Regions from separate parts of the Homo sapiens genome. Here region 2 is linked to region 1. Evidence: chromatin loops called from intact Hi-C (ENCODE). Cell type or tissue: heart right ventricle. All regions are shown on one strand. Links, peaks and the distances in the headings refer to the core of each region. The heading gives the core; the rest is flanking DNA.

Region 1 (8,341 bases), core at 311-8,310:
ACACTAGAAAAGCTTCACTCACTGTCGGGGGTTCCAGAAAATCCCCTCAGCAATCAATCTGCAGAACGTCAATAACAAATGATACACTTCCCTCAACTGCAAAAACAAACAGTAGAGATGCCAGAGGTCCCTGGAATTTAAAGCATAAGTGTCTTCTTCTTTTTTTTCTTTTTTTCCGAGATGAAATCTTGCTCTGTCGTTCTGGCTGGAGTGCAGTGGCGTGATCTCGGCTCACTGCAACCTCTGTCTCTCAGGTTCAAGCTATTCTCAGGCCTCAGCCTCCCAAGAAGCTGGGGCTACAGGCACGTGCCACCACAGCCCCGGCTAATTTTTTGTAGAGACAGGGTTTCACCGTGTTAGCCAGGATGTTCTCCATCTCCTGACCTTGTGATCCACCCACCTCAGACTCCCAAAGTGCTGGGATTATAGGCTTAAGCCACTGTGCCCGGCCTTTTTTTTTTTTTTTTTTTCTAATGAGACAGTCTCACTCTGTCGCCCAGGCTGGAGTGCAGTGCCACGATCTTGGCTCACTGCAACCTCTGCCTCCCAGGCTCAAGCAATTCTCAGGCCTCAGCCTCCGGAGTAGCTGGGATTACAGGCACCTGCCACCACACCTGCCTAATTTTTTGTATTTTAGTAGAGATGGGGTTTCACCGTGTTGCCCAGGGTAGTCTCAAACTATTGAGCTCAGGCAATCTGCCTGCCTCAGCCTCCCAAAGTGATGGGATTACAGGCGTGAGCCACGGTGCCAGCCATAAGTGTCATCATTCATTCAGACTGCTGTAATACAATACTGTACACTGGGTGGCTTATAAACAACAGAAATCAATTTCTCACAGTTCCAGAGGCTGGGAAGTCCAAGATTCAATTCCTAGTGAGGGCTCGCTTCCTGGTTCATAGACGGCTGTCTCCTTGCTGAGTTCTCACATGGTGGAAGGGAGCTCTCTAGGGCCTCTTTTATAAAGGTACTTGTCTCCTTGATGAGGGCTCCGGCTACGTGACCCAATCACCTCCCAAAGGCCCTACCACCTAATACCATCATCTTAGGGGTGAAGATATCAACTTATGAATTTGCAGGGGACAAACTTTCAGTCTGTAAGAACGAGTATGCATGAGGGCTGAGAGGAGGGGAGTATGTATGTTACACATGGGGACATGGAATGGGGAAGGGTGTGAAGGAAGGTGAAGGTTGTTCTTTCTTCTACTGTTTGTTATAGTGATGCTTCTCCTGGGGTTGAGTGGTAAAAAGAGGAAGGAATAAAGAGAGGAGGGGAAAAATTGGGGGATCAGATAGAGCCCTGTTTTCCAAACATCATGTTTTGAGCTATTAGTGAATGGATCAGAAACATAAATTGTTTTGGTAAGCTAGAACAGAAGCTATCGGAATATACTGTATGTAATAGAGGTAACATTTCATGAAATATTTTGTTTCACATATAGATGAGTGTTATTGTGTGGGTATATGTAAATTTTTGTGTGTTGATTTATCATATAAAATGCTTTTCATATTACGGTTTGTAGTAAAAAATGAGTCACTGAACTAGAGTATTTAAGGTTCCCTGCCCCTGCTTCCCACAGTACAGGACTGTTATGTTAAAGACCTGATGTTCATTTTTTACTTGTGTTTTATGCCTTTAGAACAAAATAGTAAGTTTTTTCTTTATTTCTGTTACCCATAATGATGCAAAGAAAAAAAAACCCTTGCTTCTGACTTTTCAGAAATCCTGTCTTATTGTTCTCATTTCATGCCATGCATTGATTTCCTGTTAAATAGTTTTCAAATCTCAAGCCATACTAGATCACTGAGCTTTTAAAGATTATGAAAATCATCTTTCTCTTTTATCTCTTTTGTAGATGGTTTTTAAAACTGGCATGTGATGTGGCTTTATTTAAAAATACATTCCCATCTACATTATTGTCTTTTTTCTTTTTCTTTTTTTTTTTTTTTTTTTTGGATATGTAGTCTCACTCTGTCTCCCAGGCTGGAGTGCAGCAGCACGATCTTGGCTCATGGCAACCTCCGCCTCCAGGGTTCAAGCAATTCTCCTGCCTCAGCCTCCTAAGTAGCTGGGATTACAGGCATGAGTCACCACACCTGGCTAATGTTGGCCAGGCTAGTCTCAAACTGACCTCAAGTGATCTGCCTGCATTGGCCTCCCAAAGTGTTGGGATTACAGGCATGAGCCATCGCGCCCAGCCTAAGCTACTGTCTACCAGAAAAAAAAGTACACAGTGAATCAGAATCACTTTCTTGCTGTATAAACTTGGAAAGTTATTCATTCTCTCTGAGTGCCAGTTTCTTGGGCTGTAAATTAAAGCTAATATTATCTCCTTATCTAGATTGTTGTAAGGAGTGGAGATGATTCATGTTAAGTGCCTGACCAAAGTTAGGCACTCACTAAATGATATTTTGAATTATAATAAAATGAGAACCCAAGCACACAACTATTTCTTAGTAACCTCATATATAAGCAGGCCTCTTGTTGTCTACTGCCTTGAAGAGCCCATTTAATCTCCTCTCACCCCACCAAGGGCCAAAACATGGCCCGACACACAGTTGATGCTTGATAAAAGTTGACAGAATTGAATTAAGGGGCGGTGCTGTTGTGTTTTCCTGATAGAGTACACTTATTGCCAAAATAATTATAGAAATCAAGTTTTATGCCCAAATTAGCTCATTAATTTTAGGCTGGGAGCATAATCACAAGAGAACCGCCTATCTCCCAAATGATCCAACTACAAAGAGAACAAAAGTCAAGCTTCATCCAGTAAGCGTCACCTTACCTGGCAGAGGTTTAGCGCATCTCTCTGCTCTGGGAAGAAGCCAATAATTGAAAGCATCTGCTGGTCAAGACAAGCAGAACATTTAGGCTGAAGAGGGAGTGATATTTTTGCTTATCTTTAAAAGGAAAGAACGAGTTGATAAGAGAGAACAGTGGTTTTGCTCTGAAACCAGCCTGACAAACTATATTGAACACAGAGGTCCGTACTTATTTTCTTTCAAAAACTTCCTTTCTTCTGCTCCCATTTATACATAAACAACACATATCCCTAAACTCCATCCATTGTTTTATCCTCGAAATTCTTAGCCCCAATTGGCCTCACTGGCAGCACATGCTCTCCTGACCACACAGCTGCGTCCAAGGGAGGTAGGGGCACAACCTTCAATGGTATCTCTGCTATCTCAAAGGAATTTCAGATATCATTAAAACAATGTGTCTGCGCCTCTAAATAAAACAGGCCAGTCATGTTTCAGTAAACTGACAGTCTTCTCTAAAGGACCCCGAGGTGTACGAAGTTACTGAGTTTTCCCATCCTACCATCTTCAAAGTGATAAAGAAAATGCAATTGTTATGCAACTAGCCTTTCCAGCTGACCCTAGGGTGGCATTTGCTGTCTACTCTTAAACTACCTCACAAAAATCATCTTTTTGTAAAGATTCTTTGTTTCCTCTCTCATACATGCATAAGAGACCCCGGGGTGGAGGCAGTGTTAGGATGGGGAGGGATGGACCGGGCTCCTGGGAATGGCCTCCATCAGAGGCCTGGTCTGTGGGCCCCAGTCACCGTGAGGGGTCGGTGGGGAGTGTGGAGCTTCCCAGGATCCTGCCTCTCTCCCTGTTTTCTGCCAAGCAGCAGGAACACACAATTCATTAAAGCAAAGCCAAAGGTCATGGACTGAGAAATAGCAAGAAACTTCCAGGGACTTGTTGATTTTGGAAACTTAATGTCCACATTGTGTAACAGTGTGCATGTTCCCCAGGGGGAAGTAGATTGCTATTTATGTCAGAAAGATGTTTCAGAAGAAGATGTCTCCTCCAAGCAAATAGTATATGTCTAGTTGTTGGCATCTACTATCCTCTCTCCTCTTTTATTCAATAAAGTGATCCACCTTATCTGAGCTACACAGACCTCTGATAGGTGCAGGGGAGGATGTTGGAGGGGGTGCCATTTCGATAGGTTGGCATTTTCTCTGTAATGGCAGGAGGCAATAGAACTATTTGTTTATGTTTCAAACATAAAATAATGAATCAGCACTCGAACAAGTCTTGAAAGATAAAACGTTCAGTGTTAATTGAATCTCTATATTGTGCCAGATAATATTTAAGTGCTAGGAATACGGTGCTGAATAAGGTCCCTGCCCTCATAGACAGGTGTTCTAGTAGGAAGAGACAAAACAGACAAGCTAAAACAAATTTTCAAAGAGTGATAAGTGCTATGAAGATGGTTAAACATGGATAGAGACTGAATGGCTGTGGAGGGGGCAGATTTCAGCAGATTTAGGGAAGGCCTCTCAGATGAGTTGGCATTAAACCAAAAAGTAAAGGAAGAGAAAGAGCTGCCAAGCCCTATCAAGAGCATCCCAGGCAGCAGGAGCAAATGCCATGCAGTGATGTGGAGGACAGTTTGGCTGTGTGCCTGGAGCCTGGTCAACTACAGGCACGTGCATGAGAAGAGGTCACAGGGCAGAGCAGTAGGGCCAGACCCCACAGGAGCCTGGGGATGGTGGGAGGAGTTCCTATGTCACTCTAACTGTAAAGGGAAACACTGAGACTGCAATCAAATAAATCTCCTTTGCCGCCTCACTGTCGGAGCCCTGCTTACCACATCTGAAGGATCCATATCTTCCAGAGCTCTGCAGATTTTGACAGCAGAGATATGCTCCTCACACCCCCAGCTTCTGCTTTTTCATTATTTGTGACTATCAAAACAGAATTTTGATGACAAATTATTTATAAATAAACCAATCATTAAAATATGTAAGATCTCTCACCTATCACCATACATCTCACTTAACCATTCTCATGCATCCCAATGACTTGAACAAAAAGAAACAGAACCAGAAAATAGTCAAAACAGTACAATTTAATCTAAATTATCCTTCTCACAACATCACTGAGATTGACTTGCCAAGTCCTGTTCATTGTCAGATTGGATTCTCTGGAAGTGAGTGCCTTCTGCAAAGTATCTCAGACATGGATAACGCAGGCAGGACTAAACTGCTTTTCTTCCCATTTGAGTTGCCAATACCTCCCTCTGGGCCAATCGAGGATTATTGTTTCAACAATACATGCAAGCTAATTGTTTGTTAAGCCGGCCCAGCCAACCATAAAATCACAGGAGAGTCAGGCCTGGCCCATCCTCTTGCCTCTGAACTGGATCACAGTTAATATCTCTGAGAGTTCCACCCCAGGTTCACAGACCAACTGGGGAAGATGGCTCTTGAGCAAACTCTGAATTTTGTTTCCATGAAGAAAGGTTTCTCCAACATAATCAACTACAATCACAATTTTTGAAACATTCACATTCTTAAGTCTGTATCTGCTTTGGTTTCCTTAAATAAAAACAAGCCAGAGATAAAAGTATGGAAATAAAATAGTTTCAAACAGAGAGCCCTGTGGAAGAATGCACTAACTTAATATGTACTTCCAGATAAATGACAAGATACATGTATAAGAGAAGCAAACTTCTACAAACATTCATTAACAATGTGTGAAGATAAAAGTTATCTTTGATAGAAAAAGGTAACTGATAAAGACATCAAAGAGAAAGATCTGAAAGTGAACTTTCTACATACTCACCAGATAAAACATATAAAGGGGCAATTTTGGTTTGTTTTATTGTTGTAGGTCTAAAGGAATACTTTCATTTTCAGTAGTTTGTCAGCAAACAGCACAGGAAACTTTACTATTTGAAATGAGTAGTCTGAGTTAACAATAGTGACCAGATATTATAAAACCGTGTTCTGCCTAAATATATCCACAAATCTTCAGATGGCCTACAAACCCAATATTGAGGCTAAAAAAGACATGACCTCTTGAGAGGCTCTTCTAGAAAGTGGGACTCTCTGGTACTAGGGATATAGCACTGTGAACCCCAAAAGGGAGACAGCTCTGACCCCCAGTGCAATCAGGAAAGACAGATGCAAGCCCTAACTTAGTTTACAGGTTTGATGTCCCCACTGCTGTGGGCATTCCTGTCCAGAAACCCAAGTCCTCCCCAAGAGAGTGGCTAGAGAGTATATGCAAACACAATAAACCTTTCACAGAAAAACAATGACTTTCTATGACTAGAATTTGGCCAAAGGCTCTTCTTTTGAGTGTTAGTGATATAAAATTCTGCTCTAAAATAATAGTTTTAGAACTAAGCTTAAATTCCTGATTATTTGAACACATTAGAAAAAGAAAAGGAGTTTCTATTTCAGAAGGCATAGTTATTTGGAAACTGCCACAGTTTCTTTTTAAGTCAAAAATAACAAAATTTCATAAAAGCAAAACAACTAACATCCCTCTCCCTGACCCTCCAAAGAAACCTTTCTTAGAAGTATTCTAGTTCCACACAATAGAAACCAAATTCAATGTGGCTGAAGTAAAAACAGGGATGTACTGGCACACTTAATGGAAAGTTCAAGGGATAAAGCATTCAGGTATGGGTAGAACTAGGTGCTTAGACTATGAGGACCTTTCTCCATCTCTTAATTCTGCTGCCCTCTGCATTGGCTTCATTTTTAAGTAGGTTATCTTTAACTGGAGGCAAAATGACTATCAGGACTTCCAGATTTACGTTACATCATGCAGCAACCTCAGTTTTATAAAACACAACGAAACTTCTTCTGGGAGTTCAACAAATGTCTCAGGATTGGGTCTCCTTAATCTGGCTGGGTCCACATGCCATCCCTGTGGTCTGCTATTCCTGTGGTCTGAATGGCCAGCCCTGGTGGCCTATTCCTACAGATGTACCACTTGGATTCCATAAGCTAAGACGGGACGACCCAAGGTGCGGCTGGCAGGAAAGGAATACAGGCTGACAGATATCACTAATGGAATGTCCATGTCTCTCCCTCCACTTACCTGTTTCCTCCTCTTTCAATCAAAAGCCTATCAAAACTGGGTTCAGATATTACCTTCTGCAAAAGCGCTTCCCAAATTCCATGGAATTGTTTACTTGAAAATGGTTAATTTAAAAAAAACAACCAAAAAAAACCCTCTTCCTAGAGTCTCTCCTTTTGGTGTAAAGCCCTTTCTGATCCTCCCACAAACTCTGTTTCCCTCTAACACTGAATTTATTATACTTTTTGAAACTTTCTGTCCATATGTTTGTCTTAAGCATAATTTCCCAAAAGACATTTTATCCTTGCCATGTAGGAAAGTCTTTGGCACAAAATAGTAAAAATTTATGGAATTAGACTGTTGTTGTTGACAGAGACAGTTCTTCTCTCTCAGAGTGTATCAATCAGTCCACTGTAATATCAGTCACATTGAATTTATTCTGAAATATCAATGAAACAGTCTCTAGCAAAACTCCCACCTTTAATGTCTCTATCTTGTAAACAGAAATCTGAAAACTCAGCAACTGAGAAATGCATTTTTACCTAGTCAATAGAATTCAAACTCAGACAAGAATAGCAAAATAACAACTGCTAAAAGTACTTTAAAATAACTCATTAGGAAGCACAAGTCCCTCTATTCAACAAAAAAACGAGTAAAATAACTAATTCATCTCTAACTTCATTTATATTTTCAGTTCATCTTCTGACTTCACAAGAATGGAAGTTTTGTATTCTACTATGATCAATACCTCATGTAAAAATAGTTACGGCACAAAAATGCATGACTTTTCAGATGATGTTATTTTTAACATTGCTGAAATTTACCATTACTTAAAATATACTAACTGCATCAGTAGATTCTAGAGGATACTCCTCTGTATCTTGCAAATGTATATATGCTCTGAGCCTAATGCTCTTATGGCTCCTCCTCAGTGTCCAATGAAAATGAGGTAGATCCTAAAAGAACCCAGTTCCAACATGTCTGGTTTCAGAATTATCCACTTCAAGTTGAACTCCTGTGATCAAGGCCTTAAAAGCTGTACTGAATTCCACATTCAGGTCCCACTGGTTCAGGAGACACTAGTATCAAGGCTCTAAGACAGCGGCTGCCAATCTTTTTGGCACCAGGGACCAGTTTTGTGGATGACAATTTTTCCACAGATGGCAGCAGGGGGATGGTTTTGGGATGAAACTGTTCTACCTCAGATCATAAGGCATCAGAATCTCATAAGGAGTGTGCAACCTAGATCCCTCACAAGCACACTTCACAATAGGGCTCTCGCTTCTATGAGAATCTAATGCCTTCGGTGATCTGATAGGAGGTGGAGCTCAGGTGATAATGCTCACTCGCCTGCCTCTCACCTCCTGCTGTGCAGCCTTGTTCCTAACAGGCCACAAACTGGTATTGGTTTATGACCTGGGTGTTGGGGACCCCTGCTCTAGGGTGCAGGAAAAGGTGAACTAATATTAATAAAGGGAAGGTAAACTAATATGAGCTGTGTGAGGCATGGTG
Region 2 (8,341 bases), core at 76-8,075, 120 kb after region 1:
ATTGGACATTGTGGGAAATAAAAATATGTCTCTATTTCAAAACAGTCTCTAAAACTTCTGAAAAAGATGAACAATTAAAGAGGTCCTTAAATTGATAATTAACCTAAAAGAGAGTATTCAGAGAGAAAAATCACCAGGCAAGGAAGAATGGTAAAAGGCAAACTCACTGGAGCAAAAAGGACCTTAAACTCCATTTTGAAAAATAAGTGTTACAGACATTTCTTCTGCAGAGTTTGCATAATGTGTATTAGGTATAAAGTGATCAATTGATTGGGGAATACAATTTATTTTATGCAGACTAGGGCTCCTGGCATAAGGGAAAAAAAAGCTCTTCTGCTTACAACACAGCTGTTTTAAGGTCTTTATTCTCCATTTCTCACAATAGTGGATCATTAAGATGTTGAAACAATTTTTTAAAATACCAGCTTAGTTCACTACCATCTTATAAAAAGAGATACAATAAAATGCATTTTTTCGTGATGTTCAGGTTTTAAAGTTATACTTTTACAGAGATAGAAAATACCATTATTACTTAAATAACTTCAGGTAAAACAACTTTGTTTATTGTGCCCCTGCAACTCTCAAGTCTCCAACACTATTTATGCCACTGAAATAATTGTCTTTATAGCACAGGTTTTGATAATGTGCAGTTTTAAGGACTATATTGCCTGGAGCAGAACTGACTTTAATTGGATGGATATAGATATGAGAGGATTTGATGCAGAATACTGTGCGCGTTGCAAAATGGGATGACAGAATGAAGAGACGAATCTGTCTTCCCCATAGGGTCTGGGTAGGAGGCCGGTGGAAGTTAAGTATAGACGGGTGTCTGGACAAGTCTGAACACAGATGCTTTCAAACCCAAGTAGTAGGGAATGAACTCTAAAGTACAATGAGCCCACAATTTTGTAGACAACAAAGAGACATTGATGTTTTCTGAATAAAGAGTAATGTTGTTAAAATGATATTTCAAAAAATGTAATCTGCCAATACTGTATAGGGCAGGAAGTCTGGTCACAGAAAACAGTTAAGACACTAAATAATACAGAGATCCAAAGTCATGTGAAGCTGGCCTGGATTCCTTGGCAGTAAAAATGTGAGAGAACTCACTTCAGAGCAAGAATCAATAAAAATGAGGGATCTACATTTACAGTACTATAGATACAGGCAGCCCAGTAAAAGAAACGGGACTGAATTAGGACTGATAAAAGGACTTACAGTGAAGTAGTTTTTAAACTAAATCTGTGATATCATTTGGTTTTCAATTCAAGAAACATTTACCGAGTATCTACTATATGCAAGGCATGCAGTCTTTTCTCATCATTTGTCTCATTATCTTAGAAGCCAAATGTAAAAAAATCCAGTTAATTAATTTCACAGACTGATTGATGTTCTTCTGCAAGAACAACAGATTGATTTTTTTTTATAGACAGCAATACTAATTCTTCCATCATGTCCTTCTCTTTCTGTGCACATAGTCCTATCGACTTTGGGGCCAACTCAATACAAAAGCAGAAGAAAGGCATTAAGAGAACAAGGTCCATTAGGCCCGATATTGCCTCAATTACTTTAATTCCATTATTCCTGTTCATATTACTTCTTTAATCAATAACTCTTTTCAGTTTTTCATGTTTACCCTTTTCAAAATCACAAGTAATAGGATTACGGTCTTTTGAGCTCAGTGGCAACAGAGTTTCATAAATATATTTCTGAATTTGTGATTGTCTCCAGATCTGCAACTGAGAAGTCTTAAATTGAATCAAGTTTTCCAGAGGCCATTTTATTTAATAATGCAGAGCATCTCCATGCAATATAGGTGCTTTTCCCTGTTATTCCATTTGTCACTCACTGTCAAAGACAATCACACATGCTGAATGGCTTTCTAAGTATCTTCTTCCCATGTCTAAACCTTTGGGCAGTTTAACTGATTTTCAAACTGCATCTCTTTTCTGTACATATTTCTGACTTTTGTTTAATGTAATCCTTCTACCTTCACTGACAATTATTCTTCCCTCTAAGAGTTTCATCTGGACATTATGTTAACTACTACCCCTTCCAGATGACAATTAATCAATCCCTCAGTTCTACCTCTGTAGCAGCCTTTCAAATTAAAGGAACTCTGTTTTCCTCTACCGTTTTAACAAACATCCATGCAATGTCTACTATTAATAAATGCAAGAAGCTGCACTTCCAGCATAAATAGGATACAAGATAGGTATATGGCCCTTCCCTTCAACATGTGGATAGTCTAAGAATGTTATAAAAATAACTTGTGATATATGAGAAGCATGCGAAAATTGCAATATGCAGCATCTATTCAAAGTTCTGGAATTCACAAGGGATAAAATCATTCATGAGTAGAGAAAAGTTTTCATAAAGGATATGAATTTCAGTGAGGTCTTAAAGGAGGGAAGGATTTTGAAAATGGAATCTAAGAGAGCAAAGTAACCAATTCTGTGTGAAAAGCAAAGCAGGCAAATCTAGTAGAGTAAATGATTCAATGGAGTAAATTAAAGAGAGCTTGACTTCCCTTTGGAAGCAGTGAGACCAGGACAAGGGTGAAGCAGTGAGACCAGGACAAAGGTCATAAAGGAAGAGTTTGGCAGGATATAAGCACTCTTTCACACAGCCATTCTCCCTGCAAGGAGCAGGATGAACTGAAGACATACAAAAGAAGCTTCAACAATGTGTCAAAGGACCTTCAAGATTTGATTTCTGCCTTCCTATAGAGTCTCATCCAGCCCTATATCCCTCTTCACACTTTATGCTCCAGCAGTACCTAAACAGCATGGAATACAGAAACATGCCCTGCCCCCTCATACCACTCTGCTAATCTCCCCTCTGTTTCATTTAGAATGTTCTCTCTCTACCACTCATCTCCTACCAATTTCCATTCAAATACAATCTTCTCTATAAAGTATTTCCTAATTGTCCCAAGCCAGTTTAGTTGCTCTGTTTCCTATATAAAAGGTATACTTAGTTTTATAGCTCCATCATAGTCATGCAAAAATCATTGCTTTCTCCCACATAAATTATAATATACTTGATACTATGCCCAGAACAATTTTTGGCACACGTCCAAAGGGTACTACATGAATGAATGAATGAACAAACGAATGAACAAACAAAACAGAGTGGTCATATGAACAAGCAAGAAAAAGGTAAGAAATGCTTGGAAAGGATAATCGTAGATTTAAAAAAAGGAAAGTAAAAATATGAAAGAATTACAGAAATTTGACAGAGTTTAGTGGTAACTAAATGTAGATGAAAGAGAATTCCAAGCTTCTGAGTTCCCTGCCAAAAGCCACTGCTCTTCTTCCTCATTTTTATATTACCAGCTCATAAGCACTTAACATAAACTCATGATTTAAATGAAGCAAAGATGGACCCATCAGAGGGAGAGGCAGAAGATCCTACAGAAAGCAGACATTAAGATTCCTATTTTAACTGATTTGTGTACAAAAATTTTCTGAAAAATGTTGATAGAATTTTGAAGTATAATTTGTTTAATTAATATACTTTCCATAATATAATAATTACATTCTAATGTCAGAGATCTAAGAAAAACTTACCATGTTAATTATTAACTAAAAAGACATAAGAATCATTTTTCTCATTTGCCTTTTTTTAAAATCAGAGTTTAACAAGTTAGCAAATTATTATCAAGTCCATGAGAATCTTATAGCTGAGTTTTCAGAAATGTGAAATTAGAGAATGCAAAATGGAGTAAAGACAAAGCAACAACAATAAAACTTGTTTTCCATGTTCAAGGCACCTGAGGTTTTATTTCTGGGTTATTTTCTCCTTAATAATAGAGAAGTGTTAGATACACATAAGTTAATTATTAAAATAAGACTTATTGGGATGTTATAATTGTTGTAGCACACACTGTAGAGTACTTCACTGGCTATTTTGGGACAGCTGAATTACTAGAATATAATTGCTCACCAGGCCCTACCTGCAGCCAGCAAGGGCTGGCCCACCATCACTCTGTTTGATCACTGTATAACCAAAACAAATTAACTGTTTCAATTTTAATGAAACCTATAGACATGCCCACAAGCCACACTAGGAGAGTTCATGTGAAAAGTTATGGGAGACCTCTAATCAAGGGTAGTAAGCTCTTGCATAAAATGGAAAAGAAAAGTAAGCAATGGAGACACAGGATGAAGTTATACATCTATATTTGGTATTTGGTGGAACTCTGCCTGCATGCATCACACATGCCATAAATATTTGCTGTTTGATTTACCAATTTTCTTAGGACTAATGTCAGAAAAATGCTAAAATGAATTTCTACTTTCATTTTCATTTTCTACTGCCTGTCATCATCTTATAAATCCACTGCTGTCTAAGCCAATGCTATCAGTTGGCCATAGGACAGCCTGCAGCCCCACCCCCAGGAACACAAAATCTCCTGCGGGGCTGGAAAAGCTTGTAAGTAAATGATTCCACCTTCCTGGAGGCCTGGGCCTGACCCACACAGTCAATCTCTAGACACTGGTCTGCCTGCTTACAGCAGCTCCACACAGCACTAATCCAGGGGCTTAAGTGAATTTGCAGGGCTCCTAAAGATGCCTACCTCACTCCTAGGAGGAGATCTGACCCTGGACTTTCACTCTTCTCAGCAGGAGGCTCCCTTTTGCTATTAAAAAGGTAATCCTTTCCTGGAAGTAACAGTAGACATGGCTAGAAAGCACTACCCCAAGAGGAAATAAAGGGTTTCCCAAATAAGCAACTCTAAAGAACAGATCATTTAAGTGCTACCTTGAGACCAGTATCCTAATAATTTATCAACACCCAAATCTGAACACTCAAAAGATAACTTGTAATAATGTTGAGTTAAGGATGCATAAAGAAGGAAGAAGACGCGATTAGGGCAGATCTATTTCAGGATAGCATTTAGAGATTAAAGCCAGAGAAGAGAATGTTAAATTTAATAAGTGCAAAGAGATGCAGCTGGAAAGAAAGAATAGCCTGGCTAAGTATGATTTAAACGGTATTGAATTAGCTGGAAAGATATCTTGATATACTGATAGAGGCGGCATGTAAATTGGCAGTTCAACCTGCGATGCCAACACAGACAGCAGTACCGGCTCACACAAAGGGCTATATTTTATAAAAACCCCATCTGCTACTAATTTTAAAGGAAAACTCTTATCTCATTTATGAGGTTGTTTAGCCTGGACTAAACTGAAGGCAAGAGCTCCCTGAGGACAAATGCCAGCGTAATACCTGCCCACCTCTGGTCACTGCACTTTGCTTTGTCAAATTAAATTTGGCCATGGCCTTTATAGTCCTTGCCATTCGCTAATTCAACAAATATTAAGCAGCAGGCACCATACTAGATGCTTTAGGGTTATCTAGAGGAATTCACTTCAGGCATGCCTTGAATATATTACAGGCTCGGTTCCACACAAACTTTTTGGTTTGCCAGTGCGTATAAAGTTATGTTTACACTATACTATACTCTATTAATTGTGCAATAGCATTATATCTAAAAATGAACACACCTTAATTTAGAAATCCTTTATTGCTAAAACAATGTTGATACAGGAACACAGTGTAAGCATGTGCTGTTGGAAAAATGATGCTGATAGACTTGCTGGATGCAGGGTTGCCACAAACCTTCAATTTGTAAAAAAACATAGTATCTGCAAAGCTCAATAAAACCAAGTGAAATAAATTGAGGTATGCCTGTACCCCTATAGTGCTATTGGCTGAATTGTGTACCCCAAAAAGATGCTGCAATCCAAATCTCTCATACATATGAATGTGACATTTTTAGAAATAGAGTCCTTGCAGATGATCGAGTTAAGATAAGGTCATTAGGGTGAACCCTAATCCAATATGACTGGTGTCCTTACAAAAAGGAAACCTGGACATAGACACAGACACACATGTAGGGAAGACAGTGTAAAGACACAGGGAGAATGCCATCTATAAGTCAAGGAATGCCTGAGGCTGCCAGAAGGTAGAAGAAAGGCCTGCGACAGATTCTCCCTCACGGCCTAGAAGGAAGCAACCCTGCTGACACCTGGACTTTGGACTTCTAGAATCCAGAACTGTGAAACAATAAATTTCTATTGTATAAACCAGCCAGTTTGTGGTGCTTTGTTAAGGCAGTCAGATGAGACTAATACAGACTGGGTCACAAAATAAGCAAGTCCAATAACAAAATTACCATGGTCATCAGAACTCCTAATGTGGGTCTATCTATGGAAGCTTTGGCTCAGTTAATGGGTCCAGGTTTGGTCACTGGATGATATAGATCACTGTCATCCACGTCAGTTCTATAAAGGGCATCAAAGAAAAAGATAGCTCATATCCTAAGGAGAGACTAACCCAATGGGGACTGTTTAATCCTCTAAGAAGGTGATTAGAAAGAAACAGAAGCAATAAAGGTTAATGGAAAATTAATCTCAAGTGACCTGTTTGGGCAAATCAAAGTTGTGAGACATGTACTTATTTCTAAAGAAAATGCAAAGGAAATTTAGAAGGATAACTTTAGATAAGGGGACAGAGATAAGACTTTAATTAGAAGTCTTCAATATTCATGTATTTACATAAGTGTTGAAAAGATAAAGGCTTCATGATAAGGTGATAAAGATGAACAATGGTAGTACCTTTATGAAAACTCTATAGAAGTTGGAAAGAGATTTCAAGTGACCAGTCCTATTTCCTTGCTGGCTGTTTACAGAGGCCCTGTCACAGGTACTTTGTAAATGCTCCCCAAATGCATGTTAGTTCAGAGATCTTCTGCCACAGGCCCTCTGAACCCCAGATATAACTAAGACACACATTAGAGAATGATGCCAGAGGTATAATTAAACTACATCCCTTCCCATATGGTGACAACCAACCTGCTTGTTATTTGTGGTGCACATACCATCCCTTTACCTGAGCATGGTGAGCTCTCTCTCCTCCACATATTATAAATACGACATCATGCTGGCAGCAAAGGACCTGTAAAATAAAGGCCATCTTGTTAGAAAAAACTTCAAACATCAATTTCAGAGAGCTGACTGAACATATATATGTAAGCAGATGCAAGGTTTCGCCTGCAAAGTTCGAGCTGAACATAGCCCTTTCCATTTCTGGCCACTGCAATTGAATGCCCTTGGAGAAGGTCTCCGCATGGTGCTAACTTGGTAACAATCAATAAATGTGAAGGTCTCATCATAAACAAAGCCTCCGAACTGTCAATCTTTCAAAGAGTATTTCTGCTTTAAAAGTAGTCTTTGTTGCTAAAGTAGCTACACTAAAGCCAGTGCTAGGGCCAGGGCCTCCCAAATCTAAGAAAGCCTAAATAAATAAAGCTGTGTGTTAATTAATGGCAGTACAATCTAAAAATGTCATTCAGAAGCAGTTTTAGGGGTTGACTGGTATCAGACGTACTGTTTTTAAGTATGAGAAATTCTTGCAAGTTTCCAAATTGAAATAAGAGTTACACACTTATAAGCTTTCTCTCAGGAAATTTGTTGTTCTGCAAACTATAAAGTGCACCTAGATATTTTCATAGGATAAATCCCAACTTTATTTTCTAGAAAGTATTTTAAAGCCTTGTTACTCAGAGTGTGGTCCACAGGCAGCAAAATCAGCCTCACCAGTGAGCTTGAAGTGCTGAATCTGAGAACCCACCTGAGACCTACTGCAACAGAATCTGCATTTTAACAAGATCCTCAGATAATCCCTTTGCACATTAAAGTCTGAGAAGCATGGTTTTAAAGTGCCTTATACATCAGGCCTGTGAGTGCTAGAATCATAAGAAATAGGTTGCCCCGAACTTCAAGACCATCCTCTGGTATCTAAAACTTAATGGAATCACAATTCCTCTATTATAATTGCACGAATCTGGAAACAAATATTCTACTAAACTCTCCAGAAACACCTTACATCTGGCTAAATCTCTTTTCTTTCCAGAACATGTAGACTAATTGTAAACAGATAACTAAAAGCATAGCCAAATTTGGAAGTATTTTACACTCTAAAGACCAGCATCTGTAGACATTGAAGATAGACATTATTTGTTCCATAACTAGGTGCTCAGTAATAACTAATACTGTGTAAAGAGCCCCAAAGTGGAAGGATAAAAATTACCACATGGCATGATAGATCTAATAGGGAAAGGTCAGCACAAGAAGCCAGGGGCAGGGGAAGGTACTGGTACACACTTAGAAAGTACCTGACCCAGGTGGGAAACACTGGGAAGGCTTCCTGAGCTGAGTATTGAAAAAGGATGAGGAAAGATCTTTTAAGAAGCAGTCCGCCTACAGGTATAGTGAATGAGGGCAGGTCACTAGACCAGCAAGGAGCCAACTACCTTATTTCAAAAAAATAT

What was found. Peaks named below come from ENCODE experiments on the same cell type or tissue, not always from the same donor. Only the 100,000 strongest peaks of a DNase experiment are listed, where the experiment ranks them.
Region 2: a loop joins it to region 1, with 2.4 times the contacts of the local background. A loop is called at or near these places in 1 of 110 quality-filtered maps.

What each region holds. Positions count from the first base shown.
Region 1 is chr13:43,541,981-43,550,321 of GRCh38, forward strand. The region is part of intron 2 of ENOX1 (ecto-NOX disulfide-thiol exchanger 1); the gene reads right to left. Among named protein-coding and RNA genes, the nearest start is that of ENOX1-AS2, 97 kb to the left of the region's middle. In heart right ventricle, for the core only: no CTCF peak of the experiment used is centred there; DNase peaks (open chromatin) are centred at 3,573 and 4,426; H3K27ac peaks cover 1,071 bases.
Region 2 is chr13:43,660,579-43,668,919 of GRCh38, forward strand. It overlaps ENOX1 (ecto-NOX disulfide-thiol exchanger 1), which reads right to left. Exons shown (of 17, transcript NM_001347969.2): 2 at 6,901-6,966. Among named protein-coding and RNA genes, the nearest start is that of ENOX1, 120 kb to the right of the region's middle. In heart right ventricle, for the core only: a CTCF peak has its summit at 4,433; no DNase peak of the experiment used is centred there; H3K4me3 peaks cover 542 bases; H3K27ac peaks cover 1,036 bases.